Linked DNA regions of Homo sapiens: region 1 is linked to region 2. A link is a contact called in ENCODE Hi-C or POLR2A ChIA-PET data. All regions are on one chromosome and are shown on one strand. Each heading gives the region's core, a stretch centred on a gene start or an enhancer-like site at or near the end of the contact. The rest is flanking DNA. Distances are from core to core; before and after follow the strand shown.

Region 1 (4,040 bases), core at 1,151-3,650, 97 kb before region 2:
TGAACTGATTTTGCCTCCTTTCAACCTTTATTTTTTTTGACGCTTAGATCCTTCCCCTGAAAATGATATTTTTTTCTGTTTGTTCAGCACTGTGCTACAAAACATTATATTATTTTTAGTAACTGAGAAAAACAGTTAGCTATTGATAGCTTATGTTTTTCAGTTTTTAATTTTCTGGCTTCTAATAACTCTCAAAACTAAGATATTCTGTAGAATACTTAAACAGCAAGTACTTTACAATTTACTGGGTCCTGTCGCTTTACTTCTCGGTGGACCATCAAGTAACTTGTATGGTTGTGCAGGTTGTATGCTACATACTCCAAGAGGCCCCATAATCTGAGTGACCCTCCTGGAGCTGTATAGGGTACAATATGCCTGGATGTAACTCCAGTGGCCCTGTCTAAAATCACTTAATAGCTTATAGGAGAGTGAATACAAGTATCCTCATGTTACATGAAGAAACTAAAACTCATAGAGAATAAATGACTTGTCCATATTTAGCCAAAGTTTGTAGGGATGGTAAACTGTGGAATCCATGTTATCTCTCGTTTTTATAATCTGGTACTTAGCTACTCTATCGTGCCATCTTGGACTTATTTTTAAAGTATTGCATATGCTCTTTTCCATATGCCTCACAAACGTTTTAAGAAATTTTTAAATTTCTCTCTTTACCTCAATTTTATTATTTTTTACTTTTAAGGCATGCAACAGTAAGATTACATTTAAACTCTTCAAGGTCAGGAACTATTATTCTGTTTGGCATGAAAAACACCTAATGGAGTCCATGCTTTCAAAAAAATTCAGAAATGAATCAAGATCCAGTTCTATACCTGTAAACTATTAGCATTTCCTGTATGTAAAAATTTAATCACTAAGACAACTGAAAGATGTTCAGTTCTGACCCAGCTGGCAAAAAAAAAAAAAAAAAAAAAAAAAATAGAATACCAAGATAATCCTCATCAGCACAGCCATGTGCCACTAATGAATCTGAACACAAAGAGAGATTTGGTCTTCCCGAGCTAGACCAAACACAGCTGTGATACACAGCTACCCAGGTGCCGGTCAGTGGGGCCCAGGAAGGGCATGTTGAGGACACCCTCCTAGCAGTCATGTTCTGCCCAGGCTTACTGGCAGCTTTGGAAATTACATTCCAGTGTTCTAGATCTCTGAGCAGAAGTAGGAGTGGGAACCATAGAGGTTAATATTCCAAGGTCTCACCAACCAGTAAACACACTCAGTCTACTCTTAACAGCAGAGAGGTGGTCAGGAGCGAACACAAAAATGCCCACTCATCACAAACATGTTCCCCTTGGGAAACTGTACCCAGTCATTCTGAATTCTGAGCTCCCTTGAAGGACAGCAGGGAATCAGATTAATTCCATCATTTCTTCTCATCCCATCCTACTTCAAATAGATGTGTTGTTCTCAGTGCAAAGCTCACAGATAGATTGACAGTTAACAGCCTCTGTCTCAGAGAAGTTATGCAAAGTCTTAGCACAATGACTACGTGCTGAGGGGTTATAAAAGAACATGAGCTTTAGAGAGGCAGGTAGACCTGTGTTCAAACCCAACCCTCCCTCCGCTACTTACTAGATGTATGACATCCCCAGAGGCAAATTGCTTAACTCCTCTAAGCCAGAATAATAGGAACATGAAAATCCATCTCACAGAGTTGTAGTGAGGATTACATGAGAGAGAATTTATAAAGTACCCAACACAGAGCCTCGCATATAGTAGACCCTTAAAAATGTTGGATCTCCCTTACTTTCTATTTCAATGCACTGATAAACAAGTTAGGCCTCCTGGGTTATTTACCTTAGCTACATTGCAGCAATTGAAAACTGAAAAACTAAGTAAATTTTCAGCCTATCTTCATTTTTCCCTATGGTAGGAATTCTAGTGAGGTGGACATATCCAAATGTGCTTCTGTTTCCTGCAGTTTCACTGACCATGAGCTTTCTCCTCTCAACATTGACATTTCAAGTCAGATAGCCAGTGTCAAGAGGTGCCATTGTGACAGTGTGCATACATATTTAATTGGATGGCTACATTTCACATCAGCTTAAATGGAAAAGAAAACAGAGTGACTTTACCCTAAGCCAGTATTTCCCAGTGGCTATGGTGTCAGTTTCCCCAAGAGGCTACTAAAGGGCAAGTATATTTTGTTTTCACATACTCTAATAAGCAACACGTTTCTTTACTACCAAAAAAGTTCAGTACTGCTGAATGGACCCTCAGATCTGCAGTCAGGCCAAGAGGCAAAGCTAACCAGGGACACTGCCAGACGGGCAGCACGGGACAGCCCTAATCACTCAAATGGCTTTCCACAGGACCTTATCTTAACCTCACTTTAGCAAGCAGCAGTCTGGAGTTTAAATGCTTTGTACTTTCCAGCACACTTTCCCATGAATAGATGATGTCATTAGAGTTAAAGGAAGCCTGCAAAGGCAAACATTTTTGAGGAGAGAATGAAACAAAAGAAGGCTAGCAACCAGAATTTACAAGATTTTCTCTATAAATGGCACCATAACTGCCTGTTATCGTATACTAAGAAACAGTGGGGAATAGGCCGCATGCAGCCGACCCAAAGATTCTGTAAAAACCTGGGAAAGATCCATTTCAAAGCTCTTTGCATCTTTTATTCTTTCTCCTCAAAGGAAGAGTTTTTTTATTAAATACTTTTAAGGGTTTTTTGTTGGTAGTCATACTCCTTATTTCTCTCAAAGGGCAGTACTGCATGGGCACCTGGCATTGAGTACAAAGCTGGAGGGGAATCAGGATGATAACAATGATGTCATTTACCAGGAGGTGGTCCAGGGAGCAGGGATGCTCAGCATGTGTCCTGCCCAATCTGAAGTCCTGCAGAGCCTTTGGATTAGTGCCCCAACCCCATACCAGCCAACTTTACTCAGTCCCATAAAAGTCACAGTGTAAGAGAAGAGAGCTAAAAATATTTTATTCTATTCTATCTAGGCCTTCTTACATACTCTAGGTTGGCCAGAGCAAGGGCACTTGGTAGAAACATCATGCTGTACAGGTGTGCGTTCATGTGTTTTGTGTTTGGAGGGTTGGTGTTATGCATGTGTTATGTGAATGAGTGTAAATTTCCCTTTCTTTTGAGGCTCAGGGTGTATTGCAAAGGGAATGAGCATCGAGTGTAGCAGAAGCATTCACAAGAGTGTCAGTCTCTAAGGAATGATTTGTAAATAATGTTGAGTTGATGACTTTTATTTCTCCCTTTTCACATTTGAAATGAAGGTGGCCAGGTGTGCTGGCTCACGTCTGTAATCCCCACACTTTGGGAGGCCAAGGCAGGAGGATCGCTTTAGTCCAGGAGTTCGAGATGAGCCTGGGCAACATAGAGAGACCCTGTGTCTACAAAAAAAAAAAGTTTTAAATTAGCTGGGCATGGTGGTATGCACCTGTTGTCCCAGCTACTCAGGAGGCTGAGATGGGAGGATCACTTGAGCCCAGGAGGCCAAGGCTGCAGTGAGCCATGATCATGCCATCACACTCAGCCTCAGTGACAGAGTGTGACACTGTCTCAAAAAAAAAAAAAAATGAAACATCTCAAGGACCACTGTTTTCTGGTGGGTTGTTTTTATTTTAATGCTGTCTCAGTCTGCATCTTTTAACAGCTTTATGGTGGTATCACTTACATACCATAAAATGCATCCATTTGTAGTACATACAATTTCATGATTTTTAGTAAATTCACTGAGTCTTGCTACCATTACCCTAATCCAGTTTTAGAACATTTCATCACCCCAGTAAGATGCCTCACGGCCATTTACAGATAATCCTCATCTCCACCCTCTGCCCCAGGCAACCACTGATGTACTTTCTGACTCAATAGGTTTGACTTTTCTCTATTTTTCACAAGGACTAATTCTAATATAAAAATGTCATGGATTCTCTACATGATAGTGTCAGAATTTACCATGGATTCTGTAAGATTTTGAAATTATTTTGTTTTATTCATCACAGAATCTCTCTCTATATATTTGTAAATTACATGAGATATTTTTTGTTCTTCATTG
Region 2 (4,177 bases), core at 232-2,731:
AACAAGAAAAACACAGTAAAATTTCGTTTTTTAAAGAGGTGTTCCCAGAATTTATTATACAAAAATTCAATCCTATCAGCTCAAAGGGGTGGACTGTAGCGGGTGCTGTGTGCCCTGCCCACTCCTCCCCTCTTTAGGACTGAGACATCCATTTCCTGAGTTGCTGGGATTATGGACAGCTCACAGCTCTCAACTGAGTCACTGTCCAGCTGTTGCCCTGAGATGAATAGAGGCGTCTCTCCCAAGCTCACACTCCCTCCCTGTTAGAATCAGCTGAAGACTTTGTGGTGACTGTTTAACAGTTAAATTCCTCCATTTTCATGATTCTATTTTTTACAAAGTAAAATTTCAAACAATATAACCCTGCCAATATGCATGTATAGAACACACACACACACAGTGGAAAAAGAAGTTTTGGTAGGAAACACACCAGAGTGATAACCGTGGTTATCTCTAAAATGTGATTATAGAATTTTGTTTACCAAATTTTCTGTGGCAAGCACGTGCAACTGTTATAATAAGTGAACAACAACCCCATAGGCTGAAATGAGCTCATCAGCAACCGGGATAGACCATTTCCAGCCTGCTCACAGTTTCTGACTTCAAGCTCCTGCTGCTTCCTCCTCTGCTGGAAGACTTTCTCAAGCACTCAGAGAGCCTGCTCAGCCTGGAGGCACCAGGAAATACTGTGGAGTTGACAACCCCAGGGCCAGTCCTCAACTGATAGGGGCTAGGAATCAATAGTTAAGTGTCTCGCCTCCCATTCTCTGGTAGGGCACTTCTGATGTATACCACAAAGAATCTGAGAGTCCTAGCAGGATTCACCTTCAATTGCCCAGAGTAGGATGTCAGCACACTTTGCAGTGACTTTTCTCCCTTTTCTCCCTGGCTCACCTTTCCCAGCTCCTCAGATTCACTGAACCAAGTTAAGAGAATTTCTATAGCCGGTAACCCCTGGATTATCAAGCACTGATCTTTGTCTTTTATCTCTGTACCTCTACCATCCCCTAGCAAAGAGCTTTGCCCGCATTAGACATGCTATTAAATGCCTGTAGAATTCAATTAGATTTTAGTTTGCCATAGCTATAATGGAAACCTGAATGCTCTCTTAAATGAGGCAGACCAGCATAGATTCAAAACCAGGCCCCTGAATTACTATTTGCACCACAAGCAGAGTGTGCACCTTAAAAGGCATTGCGTAGTGATCTACTTTATAACTTACCATGATACCCAGGAGTACAGATGGTCAAAGTCAGTGTTACAAGTTTACAAATCAGTTCAAGTGGGCACCATTTTAGTGCTGGTAGATGGCACACATTAAGAGACACTTTGCTTCACTTGCCCATTCCCTCTAGAATACTCATATCCTTTGCCACCAGCATTATCTCCACAATGGTTAGTCAACCTCAGAGAGTATGTAGTGGCTCATTAACATTCTCTCAATATGAGCTGTCTATGAGCTATCGTTTCCACAATTTCCTGGTACAAAGAGAATTTATGTTCATAATGATGAAGCTGAAGCTCTGATTGCATGATCCCCAAGGTACTTTGTGCTTTTATCAAAGAAAAATTGTTTGTTCATTGTAGTGTCTATCTGTGGACAAATACCTTTCAGTTAAACAGAATATTTTTAGTAACAGTGAACCCCAAATGTGTCACACAGTCTGAAATACCTAGGACTTTATCTCTGATGTTACTAAAGACATCAACTACCACACCTGGCACTGGTAGCAGCACCATCCCTTTGCCCCATGCCTAGTGTGTAGCTCAAGTCTTTGGGCTTGACATCCTGAACCCAAGGAAAGAGGCTGAGTGGAGGAGAGTGGAGTTCATCATAGCTTAGACTGTAAAGTCAGACACAAGTCTGAAACGTTGGTTTTCACATTTCAACTAGCTCATTACAGCCTAGTAGGTACCGGACCAATAAAAATAAGGATGATTTCCACAGCCTTTTTAAATACTCAGAAAAGAGTCTTAAGCACTTGATGGGACTTAAAAATCCCAGAAAGTGATTCTCATCCCTCACAGAATATGAAGTATGGCTTTAATTTAGGACTGGTCCCACCAAAGTTAAAAATCAGCAAAGTTCTCCTCTCTTCTGGTGCTGTCAGTTTCCCCACTCAGCCACCTTTTCAATTTTCTCTAAAGTGTTCAGGACCCAAACAAGGCAAAAAATATAAATATAGGATTCTGTTCCACAAACCCTTGCTTCATCTCCCACCTAATGGGTTCATATATCTTTGGACGTATGTTCTGGTTTCTCTTCCTTCCTCTTCCTCCTCCCGCCTCTACCTTCTCTTAGTATTACTCTCTGTCTCTACTCCTAGGATATAGATGCAAAAGAAAAGAGATTTAAGGTGATTGTTTTTTTGAGAGAGAATCTTGCTCTGTCACCCACACTGGAGTACGGTGGCACAAAACACAGCTCACTTCAGCCTTGACCTCCTAGTCTCAAACAATCCTCCCACCTCAGCCTCCCAAGTAAGTAGATGGGACCATAAACATAAGCCACCACATCTGACCTTTTTTTTTTTTTTTTTTTTTTGGGAGACAGGTATTGCCATGTTGCCCAGGCTGATCTCAAATCACTGGGTTCCAAAGTGCTGGGATTACAGATGTGAGCCACTGTGCCTCTCCAAGGTGGGTTTTTGTGTGTGTGTGTGTGTTTTTAACTTACACTTAATGATGAACCTACTTATTATGTGCTAGGCACCATTTAAGATATTTTCATATGTAATGCCTTAGTGTCTCTATTTACTTTGAAATTCATTTCTCCTTCCTACAAACTTTGTGCTATTTTCTCTAACCAAAATTATTAAGAGGAAGGTAGTCAACTAGTAAGATTCCCCTGTACAAGTAGCTGGTTTTAAGTCAAATGCAAAAGCAGGTCTGAACTCAAAAGAATGACAAATGTATACAAGTACAACATCCTTCATTAGGGACAAGAAATAGTTAAGAGAAAAGTACGACTGTAGATACAATTTGCACCCAGATAGAGATGAGGCAGAGTGGCTAAAATTTTTGGATTTGGAGTTAGGTTGCCTGGGTCCTTGACTCATTGCTTAAACTTTCTAAGCCTTGGTTTCTTATCGATTAAAGGAACACACAATAATCTTAAGCCATAGGATTGGCGTAAGTATTAAATGAGAAATGCATGTAAAACACTTAGCACAGTCCTAAGACATAATAAATGACTCATAAAATAAGCTGATTCTGAGCACAGATTTCTTTCTCCTAACACTCATTCTCTTCTTAATTTTTTATTTTGTTTTTAAACATAATAATTGTACATAGGTATGGGGAACAGTGGGATGTTTTGATAAATGTATACATTGTGTAAAATATCAAAGCAGGGTATTTAGCATACCCATCCACTCGTACGATTCTTTTCTTGTATTCATTTATTTGTGGTAAGAACATTCAAAATACTCTCATCTAGCTAGTTTGAAATATACAATATTGTTAACCATAGTCACTGTATTGTGCAATAAAACACCAGAACTTATTTTTCTTTTCTAACTTTACTTTGTACCTGTTGACCAGTCTCACCCTATATTCCTCATCCCCCTATTCTCCCCACCCGTCTCTGGTAACAACTATTCTATTCTCTACTTCCATGAGATCAACTTCTTTAGATTCCACATATGAATGAGATCATGTGGTATTCATCTTTTTGTGCCTGGTTTATTCCACTTAACATAATGTCCTCAAGGTTCATCCATGTTGCTGCAAATGACGATGCTTTATTCTTTTTAGTGGTTGAATAGTATTCCACTGTGTACATATACCACATTTTCTTTACCCACTCATCTGTTGAACACTTAGGTTGATTCCTTATCTTGGCTATTATGAATAGAGCTGCAATAAACATAGGAATGCAAATAGCTCTTCAACATGCTAATTTCATTTTCTTTGGATATGTGCCCAGTAGTGGGATTGCTGGATCATGAGGTAGTTCTACTTTTAATTTTTGAGGGCCCTCCATGCTATTTACAAGATGTACAAATTTATATTTCTAACAGTGTATGAGTTTTCCTTTCTACACATCTATACTAGCATATGTAATTTTTTCTCTTTTTAATAACATTCTAAACAAGGTGACATTGACAGCTTATTGTGATTTCAATTTGCATTTTCCTGATGCTTAGTGGTGTTGAGACTTTTTTCATATACCCAT

What was found. A loop is a pair of places that touch in the nucleus more often than their neighbours do. ChIA-PET counts read pairs that join two places held with the same protein, here RNA polymerase II (POLR2A).
Region 1: POLR2A ChIA-PET joins it to region 2 with 15 read pairs in AG04449. The contact joins two enhancer-like sites. A Hi-C loop is called at or near these places in 1 of 168 maps with a recorded cell type or tissue (sciatic nerve). POLR2A ChIA-PET finds 5 or more read pairs at or near these places in 4 of 52 experiments (AG04449, AG04450, Panc1 and 1 more).

The regions. Positions count from the first base shown.
Region 1 is chr2:40,128,756-40,132,795 of GRCh38, reverse strand. The region is part of intron 10 of SLC8A1 (solute carrier family 8 member A1); the gene reads left to right. The region is part of intron 3 of SLC8A1-AS1 (SLC8A1 antisense RNA 1); the gene reads right to left. Among named protein-coding and RNA genes, the nearest start is that of SLC8A1-AS1, 210 kb to the right of the region's middle. Within about 2 kb of position 2,400, at least 5 of the 41 ENCODE cell types and tissues checked have a DNase peak (open chromatin) inside an H3K27ac peak, as active enhancers do.
Region 2 is chr2:40,030,380-40,034,556 of GRCh38, reverse strand. The region is part of intron 2 of SLC8A1-AS1 (SLC8A1 antisense RNA 1); the gene reads right to left. Among named protein-coding and RNA genes, the nearest start is that of SLC8A1-AS1, 110 kb to the right of the region's middle. Within about 2 kb of position 1,481, at least 3 of the 41 ENCODE cell types and tissues checked have a DNase peak (open chromatin) inside an H3K27ac peak, as active enhancers do.